Regions from separate parts of the Homo sapiens genome. Here regions 1 and 3 are each linked to region 2. A link is a contact called in ENCODE Hi-C or POLR2A ChIA-PET data. All regions are on one chromosome and are shown on one strand. The core of a region is the stretch at or near the end of the contact, and the rest is flanking DNA. Distances in the headings are between cores, read along the strand shown. Region 1 has its middle 94 kb from the start of MSH6. Region 2 has its middle 25 kb from the start of MSH2-OT1. Region 3 has its middle 63 kb from the start of MSH6.

Evidence for each region. A loop is a pair of places that touch in the nucleus more often than their neighbours do. ChIA-PET counts read pairs that join two places held with the same protein, here RNA polymerase II (POLR2A). Pooled maps may share reads with other maps.
Region 1: a loop to region 2 is called in a pooled map, with 5 times the contacts of the local background. The contact joins two enhancer-like sites. A Hi-C loop is called at or near these places in 1 of 168 maps with a recorded cell type or tissue (OCI-LY7), 2 of 37 single-sample maps with no recorded cell type and 4 of 50 pooled maps. POLR2A ChIA-PET finds 5 or more read pairs at or near these places in 2 of 52 experiments (OCI-LY7 and activated naive CD8-positive, alpha-beta T cell).
Region 3: a pooled map shows a loop between it and region 2 (9-fold over the local background). The contact joins two enhancer-like sites. A Hi-C loop is called at or near these places in 11 of 37 single-sample maps with no recorded cell type and 5 of 50 pooled maps. POLR2A ChIA-PET finds 5 or more read pairs at or near these places in 2 of 52 experiments (K562 and activated CD4-positive, alpha-beta T cell).

Annotation. Positions count from the first base shown.
Region 1 is chr2:47,687,789-47,690,488 of GRCh38, reverse strand. It overlaps a transcript of MSH2 not described here. Among named protein-coding and RNA genes, the nearest start is that of MSH6, 94 kb to the left of the region's middle. Within about 2 kb of position 1,273, at least 2 of the 41 ENCODE cell types and tissues checked have a DNase peak (open chromatin) inside an H3K27ac peak, as active enhancers do; they include OCI-LY7, where a contact is called at or near this core.
Region 2 is chr2:47,500,791-47,503,490 of GRCh38, reverse strand. It overlaps a transcript of MSH2 not described here. Among named protein-coding and RNA genes, the nearest start is that of MSH2-OT1, 25 kb to the left of the region's middle. Within about 2 kb of position 1,435, at least 5 of the 41 ENCODE cell types and tissues checked have a DNase peak (open chromatin) inside an H3K27ac peak, as active enhancers do; they include OCI-LY7, where a contact is called at or near this core.
Region 3 is chr2:47,719,192-47,721,891 of GRCh38, reverse strand. No RefSeq gene overlaps it. Among named protein-coding and RNA genes, the nearest start is that of MSH6, 63 kb to the left of the region's middle. RefSeq lists an enhancer at 1-412. Within about 2 kb of position 1,282, at least 2 of the 41 ENCODE cell types and tissues checked have a DNase peak (open chromatin) inside an H3K27ac peak, as active enhancers do.

The DNA.
Region 1 (2,700 bases), core at 24-2,523, 190 kb before region 2:
TTTAAAAATAATTCTCCAGGCTGAGCATGGTGGCTCATACCTCATGCTTGTAACTCCAGCACTTTAGGAGGCCAAGGTGGGAGGATTGCTTGAGCCCAGGAGTTTGAGACTGCCTGGGCAACACAGTTGGAACCTGTGTCTACAAACAAATTAGTTAGCTGGGCGTGGTGTCATGCACCTGTGGTCCCAGCTACTCAGGAGGCTGTGATAGGAGGATCACTTGAGCATGGAAGGTCAAGACTGCAGTGAGCTGTAATCGTGCCACTGCACTCCACCCTTGGTGACAGAGCAAGACCCTGTCTCAAAAAATGATGAGAATTATAATAATTCTACAACTCTCTTTGGTATCTTTCACCCTTAGAGTTTTGCTAAGTTAAATGATGGATATTCATTGCATTCATAGATTATTTCCAAACAAGGAGATATACTGAAGCATTAATTGCCTCACATAAGTATATACTTATCTATTGTTCACTTACTATAGAGGAATGAATGATATTTGGTTAGCAAACATGTCCTGTGCCACATTGAAAAATAGCATTATTTAAAAAAATAAGCAAAAACACCTCTATGTGCATATTTGGTAAGAAAAGTAGGATGTATTTTTGAAAAGAAAAAATATGAGGCATGAAGATGCGTTTTGGCTGAGGAAAAGGAGAGTAATTCAGTTTGGAAGTCCCTCCCCTATAGCATGGGAAATGCTCCCAAAGAGGCATTTCCTCTGCAGAGGTGGGCACTCAAAAACAAAGGAAGTCGCTCAGCCTAGACAGTCTCTGAGATGTAAATGACTCACTTCTGATGAGGAGGCGTCCAAATAACTGATCCTTCCAGACCACTGCTCTTCCCTTAACTCTTCATCATTTATTCTTTATTTATTTTTTTTATTTTTATTTTTTGAGACAGAGTCTCGCTCTGTTGCCCAGGCTGGAGTGCAGTGGTGCGATCTCAGCTCACTGCAACCTCGGCCTCCTGGGTTCAAGCGATTCTCCTGCCTCAGCTTCCTGAGTAGCTGGGATTACAGGCGCCCACCACCATGGCTGACTAATTTTTGTATTTTTAGTAGAGACAGGGTTTTATCATGTTGGCCAGGCTGGTCTCAAACTCCTGACCTCAAGTGATTTCCCCTACTCCTGCCCCCGCTTCCTCTGCACACATTGGCCTCCCAAAGTGCTGAGATTATAGTGAGCCACCACACCTGGCCATTCATTCTTCATTCAACAGGTAATCAGTAGCAGGAAATGGCCTAAACAGGGGTGTCCGAGAGAGAACACAGCCATGGGTTCTTAGTTTCTGTTTCTGGCTGGGCTAACAAAGCCCCTTCTTTATCTCTCTTTTCTGCTTTTCACTAGAGACAGAAACTAAAAACCATGGCTTCAGGTTGCTAAAAGCCTAAAACAAAACAAAACAGAACATGAACAACAAAATAAGGTGGGTTGGATGAGCTTGGCCTGCAGGGTGGAATTGGTGGATGTACTGAGGAATGGAACCGGAAGTCTGTGCTGGTTATTGGTATTTTGCCTGTCAGCTCCAAAGCCATTCTTTTTTGCCTGCTCTGTGAAAACGTATCTGGGCCTTTTAAGTATTTCTTTATTTTGTTCCTTTGCCATCTGGCACTTAATTGTCAGTAGAGGCCAGGGAAGAATGAGTGCAGGAGGAAAAGGGTTTTGCTTCCTGGTTCCATTGCCAGCTCTGCAGGCCCCTGCGGTGTGCGAGGCCTGCCCCAGCACCAGGCTTCTGCGGTGGATGTGGTTTCCCAGTGCCTCACGCCAGCAGCAAGGGTGGCTTCTCCAGCACAGCTCCTTCAGTGCTTGAAGCTTCTCCAGACTCCAGCAGCACAGCTGGATTCCTCAGTATCTGTCTCTTGCAATGTGTAATCAGCAGCACCTAGTACAGTAGCTTTCCCCTGTATCCAATTCTGATGGTTTTGTAGCGAACTGTCTGCACTGAGTTACTTCCCTGTGAACAGCCTTCTCCCCAGCACCCCAGAAGACAGATTTCTAGCATGTTCCACTGGCATGGCACCTCAGTGAGGTCTCTGATATTTAGTGAGTCACAGCCATGCTTCTCCAGCAAGGCCTATATCTCAGCCCAAGGGTAAGTACTACATCTCAGCCCTGGGGTGGTGGCTTTTTATATTATATTTGTCATGCACATCCATGTAAAGAGACCACCAAACAGGCTTTGTGTGAGCAATAAAGCTTTTTAATCACCTGGGTGCAGGTGGGCTGAGTCCAAAAAGAGAGTCAGCAAAGGGACTTAGGGATGGGGCAGTTTTATAGGATTTGGGTAGGTAGTGGAAAATTATAGTCAAAGGGGGTCTCAAGGTGCTCAGTGGGGGAGCTTCTGAGCCAAGAGAAGGAATTTCATAAGGTAATGTCATCAGTTAAGGCAGGAACCGGCCATTTTCACTTCTTTTGTGATTCTCCAGTTGCCTCAGGCCATCTGGATGTATAAGCACAGGCTTGGGCTCAGAGGCCTAAGAATATTAATCTGCCATTATCACATCAATTATATCTGCTATTCCTATATTCTTTTTTATTCTTTTTATTTCTTACTACCCCACCTCTGGTTACTCTGTCTAATTCCATGTTATGGTTAGTAATTCTTTGTTTTTTGTTTTTTGTGTTTTTTTTTTGAGACGAAGTCTCACTCTTGTCCCCCAGGCTGGAGTGCAATGGTGCAATCTCAGCTCACTGCAAC
Region 2 (2,700 bases), core at 186-2,685:
AGCCTGGCAAATGTGGCTCCTGGGAGCCCCCAGCTCCCACAGTGAGGCCTCTTCTCTCCCCTTCTCTAAAGCCTGCCCACCCCTCAACCCCCAGGTAGCTCCTGCTCTCAGCTCTTACACTCCAGAATAAGCACTGCGAAGGGTGTCATCTGCAGCCTGTGGGGGAGGCAAGGCTGGAAGACATGGGAGGGGAGAAGGGCCACAGCAGGCAGGGCCAAATGGCCTTGGCCTAGGCCCCACCTGCCCCAGCACACGGCGTTTTGGAATAGTTTTGCTGGGGGTTCAACCACAACTGTCCTCAAACTCCTCTCCAATGAAGGAGGGGAATGGGCTTTGGAGGCTGACAGTTGAGTCACCCAGGCCTTGAGGAGGCCAGCTCTTTCCTCAGCTCCTCCTGCAGATGCTCAGTCATGGCCGAGCCTGTTCCACTTTAATCTGCATCCACATGCTTTCTGACTCAATGTTTCTGGGAAACAACATCACAAAAATCAATGTTTTAGTGTCTACTTGGTGCTAGGCTGACTTTAAGAGTCTGGTAGTTCTTTCTATTCAGACTGATCTAGATGAGGGTCCCATTAAGCAAATTCTTTAACCTCTCTGAGAATCAGTTTCAACATCTTGAAATGGGGAAACAAGCAATCTACCTTATTGCATTGTTGTGAGGATTAACTAAAATGATTATAAAGTGCCAGACATACTGTCTAGCACACACATTCAGTGACTATCACTTCCTCTTTTTGCCTCCTCTCCCACAAGTTCAACCTTTCTTATGTGAACATGACCAGGGCCCATCCATCCATCCGTCCATCCATCCACTCATCCGTCCATCCATCCACCCATCCACTCATCCATCCATCCATCCATCCATTTATCCATCCATCCATCCATCCATCCATCCATCCATCCATCCACTCATCCATCCATCCATCCACTCATCCATCCATCCATCCATCCATTTATCCATCCATCCATCCATCCATCCATCCATCCATCCATCCATCCATACATCCATCCACCCATCCATCCATTTATCCATCCATCCACTCATCCACCCATCCATCCACTCATCCATCCATTCACTCACCTATCCATCCATTCAGTAATTCATCCATGTATTTATATTTTTTCATTTTTTGAATACATACTATGCACAAACTGCTGCAAGTTGTCCACAGAAGTGGAAATATATAATCTAGAAGCAAAAATTAACTATAAAGGCTATGGTATAAATAACTTGGCAAAAAGTGAAAAGTGTCATAAAAGAGGTACAGGGAAAATGTCAGGAGATTAAACACCCCGGGCCTCTCTTCAAGCCTCAGTTGAAGCCAACTGCCAGGATTACACTTTATTTGATAAAACATTTCTCTTTCCCTGATGAAGACCATCAGAATGTTTGTTTCCTTTTACACAGGAAGGTGACTCAAATTCTAATTATCCTAACCCAGGAAATGACTTTGTCTTGCCTTTCATTTTACTGTATTCAGCTCTTAGTTGCTCCACTGAGGACAATCTGCAGAGCCCAGGTTTCTTCCAAGATTTTAAATGGACCTTCCACGAGGGATTCTGAAACCCAAAAAATGAGCTAAATGAAGAGATGATAGATACATTACAGGAAGCCTCCTTGGGCCAGACATTCCCTACACAGTCATGTGCAGGTGAGTCAATCAGCTGAGAGCTCTTCAGTGTCAGCAGCCCACCTCCACCCCTTCAAAGACCCCTCTCTCTCCACCTCCTGGATCCTGCCCACATTTCAAGTCACCCCAGGAAGAATCGGGGGAAAAACATCTCCCAGTAAAAGTGCCTGACCAACAGTGTAGTTTGTAGCTGATGAAAGACAAAAATCTCACACCTTTTGTTGCCACAGTAAAAAACAACAATCCATCCATATGTTGAAACACTTGACTCACAGAACTCTCTGCAGGCTGCCACTCACCCCTGCAGGAGGAATTGACCACAAGGTTCCTGCAAAGATGTTGCTGAGAAAATGCTGCCAGTTGAGTTGTTTGGTGTGGTAGATTTAGAGACAGAAGACCCAACTCTGCCACTTCTCAAGTGTGTGAGTTTGGGTGAGTCCTTTTAGCTTTCTAAATCTCTGTGTAGGCAGGGCACAGTGGCTCACACCTGTACTCCCTGCACTTTGGGAGGTCAAGGTAGGAGGATCACTTGAGTCCAGGAGTTTGAGACCAGCCTGGCCAACATGGCAAAACCCCGTCTCTACGAAAAATACAAAAATTAGACAGGCATGGTGGCACATGCCTGTAGGCCCAGCTATTCAGGAGGCTGAGGCAGGAGAATCACACGAACACAGGAGGCAGAGGTGGCAGTGAGTCGAGATCGTGCCACTGCACTCCAGCCTGGGCAACAGAGCAAGACTCCATCTCAAAAGAAATAAAAATAGAAAAATAGGCCGGGCGCAGTGGCTTATGCCTGTAATTCCAGCACTTTGGGAGGTTGAGGCAGGTGGATTGCCTGAGGTCAGGAGTTTGAGACCAGCCTGGCTAACACGGTGAAACCCCATCTCTACTAAAAATACAAAAATTAGCCAGGCAAGGAGGTGCACGCCTGTAGTCCCAGCTACTTGGGAGGCTGAGGCAGGAGAACTGCTTGAACCCGGGAGGTGGAGGTTGCAGTGAGCTGAGATCACACCACTGCACTCTAGCCTGGTGACAGAGCAAGACTCCATCTCTGAAAAAAAAGTTA
Region 3 (2,700 bases), core at 33-2,532, 220 kb before region 2:
TCCTCTGCCTAGGAAAACCAGAGACCTTTGTTCACTTGTTTATCTGCTGACCTTCCCTCCACTATTGTCCTGTGACCCTGCCAAATCCCCCTCTGCGAGAAACGCCCAAGAATGATCAATTAAAAAAAAAAAAAGAAAGAAAAAGAAAATTTGTTAACCAGGCTTAGTTAAAAACTCCGTATGGAAGGTTTATGGGATAAAAATCTTTTTCTCTACTGAGGACTTAGGTCCAATGATCAGGGGCCCGCAAATTAACTGACAATAGACAGATAAACAGGCAAAAATAAAACAAGTTTGGCCGGGCGAGGTGGCTCACGCCTTTAATCCTGGCATTTTGGGAGGCTAAGGTGGGAGGATCGCTTCAGCCCAGGGGTTCAAGACCAGCCTGGGCAACAAAGTGAGATCCCATAATTAGCCAGGCATGGTGGCATGCGTCTGTAGTGTCAGCTATGCAGGATGCTGCGGTAGAAGGATTGCTTAAGCCCAGGAGGTTGAGGCTGCAGCGAGCCATGATTGTGCCACTGCACTCCAGCCTGGGCAGCAGAGCAAAAGCCTCTCTCAAAAACAAAACAGAAAAAGAAAACAAGTTGGCTGGGTACGGTGGCTCACACCTGTAATCACAGCACTTTGGGAGGCCGAGGTAGGTGAATCACGAGGTCAGGAGTTCAAGACTAGGCTGGCCAACATGATGAAACCCCGCCTCTACTAAAAATACAAAAAAATTAGCCAGGCGTGGTGGCGGGCGCCTATAATCCCAGCTACTAGGGAGGCTGAGGCAGAGAATTGCTTGAACCCGGTAGGTTCAAAGGTTGCAGTGAGCTGAGATCGCGCCACTACACTCCAGCCTGGGCGACAGAGCGAGACTCAGTCTCAAAAAAAAAAAAAAAAAAGAAAAAGAAAACAAGTTTTATTTATATGCATGCAGGAACGTTCAGATAAAGAAGCTCATTGATCTCAACCTAATAAGGAAAAGAGAGCGAGAGAAAGGCTTCTATGGGAAAGACACATGGACATTTGAGGAAAGACAAATGGACTTTTAGAGAAACAAATGGAAGAGATGGGAGTTTGTTGCTGATGTTTATGTTTGTCTACATGAGTGGTTGGTGTTCTTCCTGGGAGTGAGCTCCTCTGGAGAGGAGATTTATGGCAACTTTACTCCCAGAAGGCTCTTCCTTTTAGTGAAATAAAGGAAGTTCCAAAAAGGCTTCTTTCTGCATCTGCTGTATCTCTAGTGTCTTCGGTTTAAAATAATCTTCACACTTATTCTGGAGGGCCAAGTGGATCCCCAGAAGGGGAACATGGGCTCTGACTGAGGAGCAAGGAAATGTATGAGTTTCAGTATCATCTATGGTAACACTTCAGAGTCAGTAGAAAAAAAAGTTCTGGGCAGAGTGCAGTGGCTCATACCTGTAATCCCAGTAATCTGGGAGGCTGAGGCAGGAGGATCACTTGAAGCCAGGAGTTCAAGACCAGCCTGGACAACATGGTGAGAACTCATCTCAAAAAAGAGAAAAGAAAAAAAATTAGCTGGGTCTGGTGGCACATGCTTGTGGTGCCAGCTACTGGGAGGGTGGGGTGGGAGGATTGCTTAACCCTGGGAGGTCAAGGCTGCAGTGAGTCGTGCTTGCACCACTGCACTCCAGCCTGAGCAATAGAGTGAAACCCTGTCTCAAGAAAACCAAAAGTTTTGATTCTCAGCTATGTTCTGGTGAGGTTGCTGAGTAGCTCAGTGATGGATTGGTGAGGTGTTTGTACATAGATGCTTTATGCATCCCCCTTTCCAGAGGCCTGGCCTCTTAAGTCCAGTCGTTTAGAGCCAGCGACATATCTTCTATCAGCTCTGGGAGGTGCTGGATAGAGGTCAGCAGCATAGTGACTACTGAGGGATGCCGGGGGGTTCAAGTCCTGAAATTCCACCATTAGAGCTTCATTTTGTAGGTCGTACTTTTCCCTGTCCCTCCAGAAACTAACAAGTGAAGTCTCTCTTCCTCTCTCTCTCACTTTCTCCTCAAATTTTAAGGGTAAAATCACATAAAATTGTAAAGGTCCCTCCTCCCTATCCTGCCTCAGGAGTGACACCAGTTCCTAAGTGTATATGTGTTTTTTATTTTTATAGAAAAGATAAAACACCATTGCCCCTGTTCTGTGCCCTATTTTCATTTTCACTGTAAGCAATACATTTCTTTTTTCTTTCCTTTTTTTTTTTTTTTTTTTTTGATACAGGTTATCACTCTGAAGCCCAAGCTAGAATGCAGTGGGTATCATAGCTCACTATAACCTCAACCTCCTGGGCTCAAGCGATCCTCTCACCTCAGCCTATCAAGCTGTTGGGACTACAGGAGTCTCTAATATATATGAATGAGACATAGTCTCCCTATGGTGCCCAGGCTAAGTAATACATTTTTAAAATAAGTTCATATCAGTACCCAAATCATTTTCCTGTTGTTGTGATGAATGCAATGGCATGCCATTGCACAGAAGTGCCATTATTTATTAAACCAGCCTCTCAGTGATGTCAGCCCTCCTAGGACTGCTATTACAAATGGTATTCAAATGAATACTCTTGTATCGAAGTCGTTGCACACATATGCAAACACACTCATAAGAATAAATTCTTAAAAGTGAAACTGTGGACTAAAGGGTGTGAGATATATATTTAGGTTATCGACTTAAAGATGCAGTGTGACGTTTGCTGCTGAA